Regions from separate parts of the Homo sapiens genome. Here region 2 is linked to region 1. A link is a contact called in ENCODE Hi-C data. All regions are on one chromosome and are shown on one strand. Each heading gives the region's core, a stretch centred on a gene start or an enhancer-like site at or near the end of the contact. The rest is flanking DNA. Distances are from core to core; before and after follow the strand shown. Region 1 holds the start of CAPZA2 (capping actin protein of muscle Z-line subunit alpha 2). Region 2 holds the start of SMIM30 (small integral membrane protein 30).

Evidence for each region. A loop is a pair of places that touch in the nucleus more often than their neighbours do. Pooled maps may share reads with other maps.
Region 2: a loop to region 1 is called in a map of CD8-positive, alpha-beta T cell, with 11 times the contacts of the local background. The contact joins the promoter of SMIM30 here to the promoter of CAPZA2 in region 1. A Hi-C loop is called at or near these places in 2 of 168 maps with a recorded cell type or tissue (CD8-positive, alpha-beta T cell and naive thymus-derived CD4-positive, alpha-beta T cell), 1 of 37 single-sample maps with no recorded cell type and 13 of 50 pooled maps.

Annotation. Positions count from the first base shown.
Region 1 is chr7:116,859,661-116,864,462 of GRCh38, reverse strand. It overlaps CAPZA2 (capping actin protein of muscle Z-line subunit alpha 2), which reads right to left and starts at 1,876. Exons shown (of 10, transcript NM_006136.3): 1 at 1,813-1,876. The coding sequence starts at 1,851. RefSeq lists a silencer at 1,389-2,128 and enhancers at 1,495-2,257, 2,209-2,258.
Region 2 is chr7:113,115,504-113,119,965 of GRCh38, reverse strand. SMIM30 (small integral membrane protein 30) reads left to right here and starts at 1,412. Exons shown (of 3, transcript NM_001352688.2): 1 at 1,412-1,438; 2 at 1,805-1,898; 3 at 2,359-3,248. The coding sequence starts at 2,388. The coding sequence ends at 2,567. All of the region lies in intron 2 of LOC107986837, which reads right to left. RefSeq lists enhancers at 1,013-1,152, 1,047-1,641.

The DNA of each region.
Region 1 (4,802 bases), core at 627-3,126:
TCATTCATTTAACCATAAAACATTTTGCTACTAGGCGGCACAGGCTTTAAGACACACAACCTCCTCATTCCTCTTTATGAAGCTTAGTGCCCTGAGAGTGCCAGATAATAAGGCATCTTGTTATCTCATTTTTAAAAAACTTTTTTATTTTAGGCCTTTACAACACATGGCAGGTCTATATTAACTCCCACACCGAGTAGTCTCTCTTCAGCTAGATTTCTAGCCACTTGAGCTACTAATCATCACTTAAGAATGGTAGAATAAAAACACGACAATCTCTTTTTAAGCTTTTTAGCACGCCTCAATTTTAAATATGTTTGTGCACTCCTGTACACTTTCAGTCACCTAAATAAAATAGGATTATTTATCAAGATTATACATTGAATACTGTACAGCAACTTTTGTGGATACGGGGATCTGCCTACTGGGTCTGTGGGCTATGGAGACGTTGCTCGCCCCCATTTTGTTGTTGTATTATCACTTTCACCGAAGAACACAAGAGAAAAAAAGATTTCCGAAAATAAAGATGAGGCTGACTTCTGACCATTCACATTGGGAATGGGACAGAACCTTCTATTTCGGTGCAAGAACACAGCATATAAAAACATCTAGAGCAGAGGGTCCTAAATGAAAATATCCTCAGACTTACATGAAGATTTCTTAAACACCACAACATACCTAAATGTACCTGTATTTTCCTGCACTGGCTTTGAAATTTAAAAATGAAGCACTCTTTAACGAAGAGTGGACATTTCCAACCCTGCAACTAACTCATTCCTATGTTCTGTCAGTTACTTCTAAGGGTCCTTTCCGAGAAACAGTCAAAATTAGCAGGGTTCTCCCCTACCCCACCACCCTCGGGAATGGGACGTTCCCAAAAGCCAAACGAAAGGGGCGAATTAAGAGAGCAGCAGTTCAATGAATTATTCCATTACTCGTTTTAAATATCTGAGAACTTAAGTCGTTCATCTGGTTCCATTGCTGTCACAGCATCTAATATACAGTAAAAGGAGTTGCACATTTTCCCCTCTTCGGAAGAAGTCCTAGCAGGAAAGTGAGGTGCCACCAAATCGACCCCCGGGGGGGGGCTGCTGCCAACGTGGGCAGAAAACAACTATGGGGAGGGGGTCGTCTTTTTGTGAGCAACTCCGCTGCCTCCTGGGGAACATGGGAGCTGCAAGCTTACTGCTAGAGCCACGAAAGGAAAGAGAGAAGGAGGGAGAGATGCCTCCATGGGGAAAGGGAAAAAAAAGGATAAACCGTAGAGGATCAGAAAAGGAAGCATTTTGCTTTGAGGAGGGGGAAGTAGAAGGGAGAAGTGAAGGTCTGCTTCCTAAGCGATTTTTCCCTTCCCCTCACCCGCCGCTACACTCACAGGCCAGGCCGCCGCGCTGGGCACTGCCCTTGGGCCGCTCCCACGCACGGACGCAAACCCCTTTGCGTCCCTGGTCCCCGGTCCCCGGCCCCGGCGGAGGCCCCGCGGCCCGACAGCAGGAGAGGGTCCTGGGCAGCCGCCGCCCTCCCCCGCGCCCGCGCCCCCGCCCGCCGTCGCCCGGCTCCCGCTTCCTATTTTCGGAGTACACACCCTACAAGGAGCGGAGCGAGCAGGCCTGGCAGAGACCTGCCCCCGCGCGGGGCCTCGGGTGACGGACAGGGGCAGGCACTGGGCGCAGTAAGGATGGGGGAGGAAGGGCAGCCGAGGGCAAGGCCAGCTGCGGGCCAATGCCCTTCCCCCGCGACCAGACTCCGGGCCCACCCGCCCGGGCTGAGCCGGCTCCTGACAGCCCGCGCCGTCGCCCCCGCGACTCTTACCTTCTCTTCATCAGACAACTGCTCCTCCAGATCCGCCATCTTCCTTCTGGCGACAAACCGCGGCGGCGGCGGCGGCAGCGGCCACCTGACTTCCCCGTTTCCGTGCGGTCCTCAGCGCCGCGCGCCCCCGCTAAGGGAGGGGCCCGCCGCTCAGGCCGCCGCGCACGCGCACCCCGGGAGCCCCGCCTCCCTCGACCCGGCCCTCGCGGACTGAGCGCGGCTGTGCGCGTGCGCGGGCGCCTGGTGGCCGGGCGGGGGACCGTGTCTCGCTGGGCCGCCTGCTGCAGGCTTGCTAGCATCTTGAGTGCAGCGTGCTCTCCCCACTGTGACCATATGGGCTCAGTCTGCGATGAGTACATTCTGAGCCCTTCGTTATGTTTCCATCAAGTCCTGAACTCTGCCAGCTAAAATGTGAAAAGGTGTACAAATAGAAGCCTTTTAAACATTGTTTTTTCAAATATTAGAGAAGATAGTTGGCTTTCATTAAAATACACATCACGACCCTCTCCATAATTGAAAGATTGCTCTTGATATACTCCTTTATTCATCCAACAAATATTTTTTGGTTCTTTAACGGGGTGCGGGGCACTGTGTTAGTCTCTGGGGATACAGTGTTGAGGGGGAAAAAAGCAAGCTAGACATACATGTTCATAGCAGCACAATTCGCAATTGCAAAGAGATGGAACCAACCTAAGTGTCCATCAACCAATGAGTGGATAGAGCAAATGTGGGTATATACACCATGGAATACTACTCAGCCATAAAAAGGAACGAAATAATGCCTTTTGCAGCAACTTGGAAGGAGCTGGAGGCCATTATTCTAAGTGAAGTAACTCAGGAATGGGAAACCAAATATTTTATGTTCTCACTTATAAGTGGGAGCTAAGCTATGTGGGTTCAAAGGCATAAGAATGATAAAATGGACTTTGGGGACTGGGGAGGGGATAAATTACTACGTATTGGGTACAGGGTACACTGCTCAGGTGATGGGTGCACTAAAATCTCAGAAGTTACCGCTAAAGGACTTATCCATGTTACCAAAAATCCACCTGTATTCCAAAACTGTTGAAATAAAAAGAGAAACTTCCATACTCAAGAAGCTCATTTTCTACTCATTAAACAAACATATATTGAACAGTTGGGGCCGGGCGCGGTAGCTCAGGCCTGTAATCCCAGCAATTTGGGAGGCCTCCGTGGGCAGATCATCTGAGGTCAGGAGTTCGTGACCAGATTGGCCAACATGAAGAAACCCCGTCTCTACTAAAAATACAAAAATTATCCGGGGCGTGGTGGCGCATACCTGTAATACCAGCTACTCGGGAGGCTGAGGCAGGAGAGTTGCAGAAGTCATTGCAACCCGAGAGGCGGAGGTTGTCCCTGTCCCTGCAACCCGGGAGACGGAGGTTGCAGTCAGCCGAGGTCGCGCCACTGTACTCCAGCCTGGGTGACAGAGCAAGACTCTGTCTCAAAAAGCAAAACAAAAAAAAACAAAAACAGTTGGGGAAGGCACTGTACTATTCCAGGGGAATACAAAGCTATGTTAGACATGGATCCTACCCTCCTGAATAGGTTTGCCATATTAAATATAGGACACTTAATCAAATGTGAATTGCAGATAAGCAATCTTTTAAAAAGTATGTCCCATGAAGCAGTGGAGACATACTTAAACCAAAAAATTACTCATTGTTTTCAAATTTTACTGGACATCCTTTACTTTTATTTGCTAAATCTAGCAACCCTGCTTTTGAAGCTTGAAGTTTATGAGAGATTAAACATGTAATCAAAGCTGCGTAGATATGAATCAATTGGGAATCTTGTGAAAACGAAGTTGTTAATTCAATAGATGTGGCATGAGACTGGAGAATCTGTATTCTCCAGAATACAGCCTGTAGAATAACAGGCTCCCAGCTGATGCCAGTGCTCCTGATCTGGAGACCACATTTTGAGTGGTAAGGCCTTAGGGTTTAAGATAGGCGTTCAGATTCCGTGAGGAACTGTTGAGAACTTTTGAACAGTGACATGACATGATCAGAAATATGTGCAGCAAGATGAATCTGACAGCTGCACATAAATGAAATGTGAGAGTATCAAATAAATGTTCAGAGGCAAGACCTTATTATTAAGTAATTTATTGGGTGTTCATAATGTGCAAATCATTGTTTTTTGTGAATGGACGGCAAACAGAAGCTATGATATTGAAAAACTGATGGTTCATTTGGGGAGAGAAGAGGAAGGAGAAGCATGCTGACACATGCAGAAAAAAGCAGGTGTCCTTTCGAGGATAAACGTTGTGAAGAAGATAAAGAGAATAAACCACATAGTTTAACCAAGGGTAACACTGGATGAAAATTAACATGTTTACTCTTATAGATTACAAATCATTGCTTCATTGATTTCTCACTGCAACCTCAAGTGAGGTTCTTATCAGTACCATTATACCCATTTTACAGAAGAAAAAAATGAGGCTAAATGATTTAAGATTGCATAGATCCCAGCACTTTGGGAGGCAGAGGTGGGCAGATCACCTGAGGTCAGGAGTTTGAGACCAGCCTGGCCAACATGAGGAAACCCTGTCTCTACTAAAAATACAAAAATTAGCTGGGCGTGGTGGCTCACACCTGTAATCCCAGCTACTTGGGAGGCTGAGGCAAGAGAATCACTTGAACCCAGGAGGCGGAGGTTGCCTGGGCAACAAGAGCAAAACTCCATCTAAAAAAAAAAAAAAAAAGAAAGAAAGAAAGAAAGAAAGAAAGAAAGAAAGAAAGAAAGAAAGAAAAAGATTGCATAGCTCCTAAGTGACCGAGCTGGGATTGGAACCTAGGCATCTTATTTTATATTTCATGTTCTTTCCACTGCAAGATTTTTCTTTCTTCCTCTTAAGTCTGGGCACTGTCCACCAAATAAAACTTAATGAAGGCAATTACTATCCCATCCTGTAAATTCAATTCACCACCCTGTGCTGCATCAGCAGTACTTCTGGTTTTGTTTTT
Region 2 (4,462 bases), core at 163-2,662, 3.7 Mb after region 1:
CTAAAATAAACACATAAGGAAAAATAAACATGTAGGGAAAAACAAAATGTTCACAGTAGGATATGAGAGAATATTTTGGAAGCTATAAAAATATAACTCCTATTCCAAATATAATTGATTACAAAGGCACGAAAGTAGCTCAAAACAAAGGATGAAATGAACAAAACCTTGTTAAAATAATCAAGGTTAGAGAAACAATGCTGACGTTATTGTGCAGTTATTCTCAGATTTCCAATTTTCTAGTCACCTTGGTTTGGTTTATTTGGCACCTCTCGGTCTCTCATAAGATCTTGTTGGCATATTTATCTAGTCAAATCATTATTATTATTAGGCAACATTACTGAGCACCTGCTGGGTGCCGGTTAGGAGCCAAGAATATAAATCTTTGCTAGAGAGACTAGGAACGTGTAAGAAAAAGGGTAACCGACAACACAAGAATACATGCTAATTATTGGCATTGAACTGAACGTACCTGCATTATCTAACAGACTGAACCAGGGGACTTTCAGACCAGGCAGGTGGCTTCACACCCAACCCTCATCATTAATAATTTATAATGTAAGGATAGCAAATAAATTTTCAAATCAGTAAATATGAAAGAGTTCAGAAGATCAGATGACTAGAAAGGTTCAGTAAGGAGTTCACAATTAGCAGACAATTGAAAGAGCGCCTTTCAGAAAGGTTACGACTTACATATACAAATAACTAATTCTTGTTTTATGATTTAAAAGCAGTATTTTTACATCTTTTCACAAATATGTAGGGACATTTGGGGCTGAGGTTTCACAAAAACATAGGTGGGAAGGAATCACCGCAGTGCACTCCTGAATAGATTGTCACTTTAGGACCTGAATCCTGAGAGATCTTCTGCAACAGGGCTAAACCCATTTTTCCTAAACTTTATTTTGCACTACAAATGTTTTTTAACCTTTTACGATATGTCTTATTAACCGCGCTTTTTCCCCATTGACTAAAAAATTAATAAATGGCATATGTTTCATTAGGAAGATGGTGACAGAGATTTCCTGCTTCAGAAACGTTGGAAGCCACTGGTTTAAAAGCACCCGGAACAGAGGGCTGTACTTGGGTTCTCTCTCCCCGCTGTGTCATTTCAGTCGAAGAAAAAGACAAAATTACATGTGCGCCTTACAGACTCAACAGGGTAGAAAACACTTGCTATCATTTCTTTTATTTTGAAGTGAGCTTTTATATAAACACACGAAACCATCTATTTAATAGTAAAACGTTGGGCAGGGAAAGGAAGTCCCGCGCGTTCGCGACTCTTCGCCTCCGCTAGAGCGTGACCGTCACGCCCTCTGCTACTTATAGGGGGAACGCGCCGGGGCATCATAGGAGTCGGCGGCGGCAGGGATTGTGGGAAATGTAGTTTGGAGACTCCGCCCTCCTCGCCATTCCTGTAATGGCTGCTTCCTAGAAGGTAATGTACGAACTCGTCTCCAAAGGATACTTAGGTTGCACCAGTGTATTTGTAAAACAGGAGCAAATTTGGACCTTGCCGGGCCAAAGTACGAATTCTTTTTCAAATCTTAATATCAAGTCCTGAAATGAAATTATCTCTGTTCTGTTTCTTTTTACCTTTTCTTGTGTGGGTGAACTGACCAACTTTTAAGTCTAGTTCCCTGTTGGACAGACTTTTCTCAACTCATTACCTATCCCCCTACCGTCCATATGGCCTCCACGCTCTGCACTGACTCTAGCTGCCTCTTTAAAATAATAATAGTAATAATAATTAATTTTTAAATCCTTCTCTCCGCCCCCTCCCCACCCCCCATGCTAATAATAGGTCGTGTCACGTGGAACCTCTTAATCTCAGCATCCGGAGCTCCAGGAAGGGAAAATTTCAAGTCAGATAGAATTCTATATATACCATTTCTTTGGTAAGTCTTATTAATTCCCCACAACTTCGCAGAGTTATATGTTGTGTGACTTTTGCCAAATTTGTCTGCATTTCTTGGATGGGAGAGACCCTAAGAAAATGTACAATTTTTACCCACTAGGATATTTTAAGTTTCCAAGTTAGTGGCTCGTGCTTTTTTTCTGTTTGTTCTTAATTATGAACTCCTGTTCAATTTTTGTTTGGTTGATGCACGAGGTGTTGGCATTATCGTGGAAAATTCCTGGGTTTAGAGTGTTATCACGAGATAGGGAGATGAACCTCAAATTACTGTCTTTAACGTCCCTCTGTTTTTCCACCTATAAGATGAGGAGATGGATTGGAAATGATTCATAAAGTATCCAAAAGATTGGCTGGCCTGTTATTTGTCATGTGTTCATTTTGTCATTTGAAAAGGGAGGAATTTTTAATGGTTCCTTTTTGTTTCCATGTTTAATTTCTAGGAACCTTCAGCCCTCAAGATTCCAACATCATGACCTCAGTTTCAACACAGTTGTCCTTAGTCCTCATGTCACTGCTTTTGGTGCTGCCTGTTGTGGAAGCAGTAGAAGCCGGTGATGCAATCGCCCTTTTGTTAGGTGTGGTTCTCAGCATTACAGGCATTTGTGCCTGCTTGGGGGTATATGCACGAAAAAGAAATGGACAGATGTGACTTTGAAAGGCCTACTGAGTCAAACCTCACCCTGAAAACCTTTGCGCTTTAGAGGCTAAACCTGAGATTTGGTGTGTGAAAGGTTCCAAGAATCAGTAAATAAGGGAGTTTCACATTTTTCATTGTTTCCATGAAATGGCAACAAACATACATTTATAAATTGAAAAAAAAATGTTTTCTTTACAACAAATAATGCACAGAAAAATGCAGCCTATAATTTGCTAGTTAGGTAGTCAAAGAAGTAAGATGGCTGAAATTTACATAAGTAATATTTCATAATCTTAGAATTCTCTCAAAGCATGTGAAATAGGAAGAAGGAAGTTCTTGCCCAGAATCTTAGGAAATCACCACTGTTCGGTTATAATCACTGCCTCCTGAATCGTTGAGGAGTCTTTTAAATTAGATTTTTGTTTTGTTGTCTCCCAAGTTAATATTATATTTAGATATCAGAGAGTCAGGCAAAAAGGAAAACTTTTATCTCTAGGGAAAAAACATTTAGAAAAATGTATTCAGTGTATCTAATACTGAAATGCGGAAAAAAATTTAATGTTAAAAAAAAACTATAGACATTGACATGGAAAAGAGATTTAATGTTTTGAAAAAAAACTTTATATTAACTGAGTAACATCCTCCTGATGAGAAGTACTATATTAAATATAAACCCATTATGTTATAAGTTAATGTTTCGTGTCCATTTCTTATTTGGGGCTGTTTGTATCCATTGTGGATTTTTATATGAGCTAAGTGGAGAAGGGCAGGATGCCTTGTGTTAACTGATTGCGGTAGCTTGAAGAGACATAATGAGAACTGGGCAGCATTAAGGTCAGAGAAGCCCCTGATAGAAAATCTAGAAATATAGAAGGAAAATGAAATGGCTTAAACTGATTTGTACGCCAGCCAAACGAAATATCCTCTCTGGCCTAGCTACTTAAAGTGTCTTCAAGCCAGCAACATCACCTGGGGCTTGTTAGAAATGCAGAATCTCAGGCCCCACCCAGACCAATTGGATCAGGAACAGCATTCGTTTCCAAAGCCCAAGTTAATTTGTATGCACATTACAAATTTAAGAAGACTGCCAACTTGCTTGAGCCCAAGAATCATTCCAGGCACTTGATAAGACTTTTTGATTCCCTGGTCTTTCTCCTGGTTGTATAGCTGTGAGATGGGGCCTGGAACTCCATGTCTAACAAGGGTCCTCAGTGATTCATTTGATTCTCAAGTTGTAGCCAGCATAAAGTAGTCTAAGGAAATCAAACTTTAGGGTCACACTGGAGGTAAGTAGTGAAATTTTTTCCTAAAATGCATTTTCCAATCTGTAGCTCTCCAGATGACATTGGGAGCCTCATTTTTTATCCAAAAACAGGCACTAGCAACCTAAAGTCCTGTTTATGGTGTAATTCTAGAGTGAGCTGACTTGGCTTGCATGAAAGTTTTGGTTAAAGTGTACAAGGAGTGAAGAAGCATCACAGAATAAAGACATGGAAACTGAATGCACTTGTTTTTGTCACAGCTGTTTCGATTTTTTGCTAGAGGAAGCACTAACAGTCTTTATTCAAATTAATTGGCAGTTAAACATTTCATAATTAATATAGCTTGATTGTACCTGCATTTTTTTGTGTGTTTTAAAGAAGGAAAAAGGAATGATGCAAGTTATAGAACAATTGTCATCTCTTATACTCCAGCCCATTGGGTGCTGATGTAGAAAGGCTGCTGCGGCTTCCTTGCATGTCAACTTTTCCATTGGGATGGGAGAAATCAAACCTAAAGTACATTTTAAATCACAGTGCAGTAGTCACTTAGTCACCTCCAGGTACTGTTTTTAAAATGTTCAAAATAAGACTATAGGCAAACATTCTTTGGTCAACGTGTATTTCCAAAAGTGCCTAGAAAGAATT